Regions from separate parts of the Mus musculus genome. Here region 2 is linked to region 1. Evidence: chromatin loops called from intact Hi-C (ENCODE). Cell type or tissue: left cerebral cortex. All regions are shown on one strand.

What was found. Peaks named below come from ENCODE experiments on the same cell type or tissue, not always from the same donor. Only the 100,000 strongest peaks of a DNase experiment are listed, where the experiment ranks them.
Region 2: it touches region 1 in a loop (6-fold over the local background); 2 of 42 quality-filtered maps call a loop at or near these places.

Annotation. Positions count from the first base shown.
Region 1 is chr2:3,473,405-3,475,904 of GRCm38, forward strand. Suv39h2 (suppressor of variegation 3-9 2) reads right to left here and starts at 1,582. Exons shown (of 6, transcript NM_022724.4): 1 at 1,299-1,582. The coding sequence starts at 1,542. It also overlaps a transcript of Dclre1c not described here. In left cerebral cortex, no CTCF peak of the experiment used is centred here; DNase peaks (open chromatin) are centred at 1,078, 1,662 and 2,070; H3K4me3 peaks cover 1,906 bases; H3K27ac peaks cover 1,013 bases.
Region 2 is chr2:3,332,101-3,334,600 of GRCm38, forward strand. Rpp38 (ribonuclease P/MRP 38 subunit) reads right to left here and starts at 528. Exons shown (of 2, transcript NM_001013376.2): 1 at 427-528. It also overlaps a transcript of Acbd7 not described here. In left cerebral cortex, a CTCF peak has its summit at 1,483 (motif pointing left); DNase peaks (open chromatin) are centred at 581 and 902; H3K4me3 peaks cover 1,418 bases; H3K27ac peaks cover 1,455 bases.

The sequences.
Region 1 (2,500 bases):
GTAACAAACTTCACTACCCCTACTATCAGGATAAATACAAGATGATCAAAAGTCCTCTGCTCTACCCGTTGGTGGGTCACCTAGCTACACAACTTTGGGAAAGTCCCAATCTTTTTGTGTATGGGATTCACTGGAAAAAAGTGTGTTTTGTTGAGAACAGAGGTGACCAAAGAAAATGTATCTCTAACTCATCAAGCTGTCTTTAGTTCTCCGAAGTGGTGGGCAAAAACCTTTTTAAGGTAAGTTTCCAGGAAGGGACAGCGTAACCGCTCAAATTTTCCCCGCAGTCCTTCCTCATCCTTCCCAGTAAGGACTTCATTGTCAGAAACCAGTGAGGATAGCTTCCGAACTCCAGTGACTGCAAACAACTCATATTTCTGGCACCTGCAAAAAGACTTTCCTTCAAATTTGCCAGAATACATTTATTTGCTTAGGTGTGGCGGTTTGGAGACAAGAAAGCTGTAAAAAACGTCTCATAAATCGCTTCTAAAAATCTTAAGGCTGTTTTGTCTTAATGCTAATCTCCTTATGCTAATCATCTGCAAAGGAGAGTCCTCTTGTTTATGTAACCAAGTTGTTTGCTGTTTTATTTATCTTTTCAATTTTTACCCCTAGCTGAGAATCTGAAAACACAACACTATAATGGAGGGTGGTGTTGAATCGGAGGATCAACGTACATATATTCGTATGAAAACGTCATAACGAAGCGTTACGTGTAATTACAATGCACCGCCCCTCGCAACAGAAATGCTACATTTTGGGGGCATCTCGAAATGTTAAAAAGAAAAATTGCCAACACTTGGTTTACAAAATCCCACAGCCAAAAATGATGAGAGGAAAACGCCTCATTGTCTAGATTATAACATCCCGTTTATAAAAACCATTCCACCATCCCATCCCCACCACGCTTCAAGGAGGCAAGAGCTACCTACGGGAATAATAGTGTCACCATCTGGGTGGAGCGGAGGAAAGAGCTGGAGAACAACCTTTTCATTCCAGAAGGCTTTGCACAACCCAGACTTTCAAAGGGCGCGCGACTCGAGCGCACGCACGCGCACTGCGTGCCCCGGCTTCAGCATCCACAGAAATAACCTGCAAGTTCCAGCCGGGCCCCCCAAAGTTTCCCGGAGCTCAGGGCTGCGTGTGCAGGCGCTTCACGGCGAGGCCAGACCCGCTCGAACGCAGGCACCAGGGGATTCCCTTTCTCCAGCACCGCACCTCAGCCCCGCCACCACCCCCAACCCCCGGCTCGGAGGTGGCGACCGCTACCGCCGCAGCGCGTGTGCTTTCCTGCTCACCCTTGAATAAGGCACCTCGTGCACACTCGTCGCCAAAGACCGCGGCCCGCGGAGCTCCGGACCACGCTCGCTGGGAGCCGGCGCGCCTCTCGCCCGCAGACGGCCGCGAGCGTCGCGCCGTCAGGGTCTCCGCGCGGCGGCGTCTCGCCGTTCGCCTGGCCTTGGGCCTCGGGGGCGGACCTGGAGCCCGGTGACACCGCGCTCCTGCCTCACTGCCCCGTGCCTTGGCCCTGGCCGCCGCCATCTTGCGGAGCTTTCATTCAAACTGGCGCGGTCAGCCCGAAGAACTCAGCTGGCCACACGCCCCGCCCCGGCCCGCCAGGGACTCCGGAGCGGGGAGGCTGAGAGGAGCGAGGCGTTCTGACGTCAGCGGAGACCGACCCCTGCGGTGGTAGCTACCGCGCCTGCGCCGCACGGTGGGGGCGGGAAGGGGCGGGGCCTTCCGTGGAAACTGGCCCTGCCCGTCGCTGGCTTGTTACTCGCTTTGACTTCGGAGGTCGCTTGCCATGATTCTTCATGCGGTCCCCTGAGTCGCTTCACAAAGACCTGACGTGCCCGCCACAAAACGCAAAATAGGCTGTGCGGGGTTAGTGTGCGCAGGTAGCTCCTTTCCCACTCTTGTTCCTCAGCACTTCAACCCAACGAAGCCCCACTACTTTTCCTTTCACTCCACACCACCAGGACTCAGGATCTTAAAATTTGACTGCATGTTGGGTTCACCTGGAGAGGTGCTGTCTGTTTAAACCACTCAAAGAGATTCTGATGAGTTGATGTGGCCATGTAGCAGCTGGACTCAAAGGAAAAGCCTGACAATTGTGAGAATCCAACCAACCCCGCCAAGAACCCTCTTAGTTAAGGCAAACGTAAAAGGTACACTTAGGACAAGGACTTACTAACATTAACAGACTTAAGCTGAGGGCAGGTTTTAGCCATATATGCTTGGGGAGAGTCAGGTCGTTCTCGGTTTTACCACTGTAAATCTGAAAACTTGTAAGAGGAACCATTATACACAAAAGACCATCGGCAATTCTGTAAGCCAGTCATGTCAATGCTATTCACAAGCACATACTGCCTGTCTTCTCTTCAGCCAAAACAGCCTAGCTGCCTTGACCTCTCCATTGCTCCCCTTCCAGCCACTTCCCACCCAGCTAAGGAGACTTTAAAACAGAAAATGAAACAAGCCTCAGACTTGCTTTGTCTGA
Region 2 (2,500 bases), 140 kb before region 1:
ATTCCTCCTTTGAAGGAATTCTTTAGATAGCCCAAGAAGGAAGCGGGCAGTGAGGGATTACAGAAGAACATTAAAGTTCAGTATCGCCCGAACAGAGATGCTGGAGTTGAAGATACTGGGTAAGGACAAGATGGTGACTCTAGAGCCTTTCAAGAAGGGCGGCGCGATTAGAATCGCGTCACAGAGACCTTGATTTGGGAAGAGACCCTAGAAAGGCTGTCAGCAGCAGAGAAGCTCCCGCGGTCTCGGGAGGACGAAGGGGTACCCGCATCACACAACACGACGGAAGGAAACCCCCGAAGGCAGGGATCGGCTGAGACCAGCCGGAAAGAACCTCAGGGAGAGCGGGCTCTGGATGACCCCCACCCCGCGGTGACCCGGGTGCCCACGGGCCGGGACTCGAGCCACAGGCACGCACGCGCCCACCTGAGCAGAAGCGCCCCGCGGAGACCACGTGACGGATCGCTTCACTACAGCAACTCGGTCACTACCAGGAACCACTGCGCCCGCTCCACGTGCGCCTGCACTGAGCGTGCGCAGAACACGAGCTCCGCCTACCTGCCTCTGCATTACGTCACTCCCAGTCAGGGACGTCAGGCGTGGTGTGTGGACTAAACCTGGCACAGCACTGCGCAGGCGTGTATTCTGTCTCGCGAGAGTCTGTGGTTGCTGTAGTAACCAGCCTCTCCCTTCTGACTGGTCGTCCAAAATGACGATGCGGAACAGCTCGGTTCTGTGAGAGGTTCGTCTCTCCTTTTGGCTCTCCATTTTTAGCCCAGTTGCTTCTGCCTTGCTGTCTCTTTTTGTTCTGGGGATACAAAACTCCAGCCCTTATAGCCACCCATTCCCCTGCACGCGTCCCTGGGAGAGGCTGGTTACTACAGCAACCACAGACTCTCGCGAGACAGAATACACGCCTGCGCAGTGCTGTGCCAGGTTTAGTCCACACACCACGCCTGACGCCCCTGACTGGGAGTGACGTAATGCAGAGGCAGGTAGGCGGAGCTCGTGTTCTGCCACGAAAATCAAATAAATAGGGGTTATAGGGTTGCATGTACTTAGAGATTATGTGTAGAATCTTGGGCACACTGAAAGGAAAATAGGGGCTGCATTTAGTTCCACAGCAGTACTCCAGAGTACTCCGGCAATAGCTGTTGTGCCTTCTGACAAACGGAGACAAAAAATAAGAAAGGTTATGAAACAAAATCACTGGAAAGTTACAACTGGTAAGCAGTGGAATAATGTACTAAAGATTAAAAATTACGCACGCCTTTAATCCCAGTACTCGGGAGGCAGGCGGATTTCTGAGTTCGAGGCCAGCCTGGTCTACAAAGTGAGTTCCAGGACATCCAGGACTATACAGAGAAACCCTGTCTCAAAAAAACAAAAAACAAAACAAAACAAACAAAAAAAAAAGGCAGGAGAGATGGCTCAGCGGGTAAGAGCACTGACTGCTCTTTCAGAGGTCCTGAGTTCAAGTCCCAGCTCACAACCATCTGTAATGGGATCCAATGCCCTCTTCTGGTGTGTCTGAAGACAGCAACAATGTACTCACATACATTAAATAAATAAATAAATAAATAAATAAATAAATAAATAAAAATTACTTGACAGGAATTACTTTCTGTTCTTATGAATTTGGGAGGATTCAGGTCCTTCTCTTTATCTTCCTCTTTTTTCTCGGTGTTTTCATTGCTCATTTTAGACTAACATATAGGATCTAGCTTCTACGTTTCCATTATTCACCACCTATTGAACATTTAAACAGAACAAACACTGTTGCTTGTGGTCAAAGATTGTTGAAGTTTTTACAGGAAAAGCGTGCTGTGGTTTCTATCACAAGTAGATGAACTAGATTAAGTTCGGTCGAGTTTTGACTGTGCCATATAAGACGTCCTTTACTATTACCCGCAGTCATGTAGCGCTAAAGACAAATCGCGATGGTAGAATTGAAATACTAAAGGTTCACATAAAATCCTGGCTCGTGGAAGACTGAGACAGGAGGCTGCAGACTGGGCCTTCGGGGCCAGAACTTGCACACACCATAACAGAAAAATAAATAAATAAATAAATAAATAAATAAATAAAAATAAAAAAAGGCAGAAAGAGGGGCAAGATAAAGAAGTAAAAAGGTAATGGCTATGAGTGTTGTCCCACCAAAGTTCCAGCTCTTACATTACAAGCCTCTGCCGCCAGGCTGCTATGTTGACACCCTAGCCTTCCCACTAACTAGTGTCCCTACACCTCAGGCAAGTTAATTAGCCAACTATGAAATGATAAAAATAGTGCCTATTCTGAGGATTAGAAGAATATTCTGTGTAAGATGCTTACCACAGTGCCTGCCACATGGTACATGTCTGACAAATGGAACCACTATGACCCAGTGACAGCTGTGGCAGAATTAAGTTAATACAAATTATATATAGCCGCTACTATTTTGGGCCTTGTTTTCTATTTGAGAATTTAGCAATCTTTCCACAAGGATTTTACCCAAAAGAAT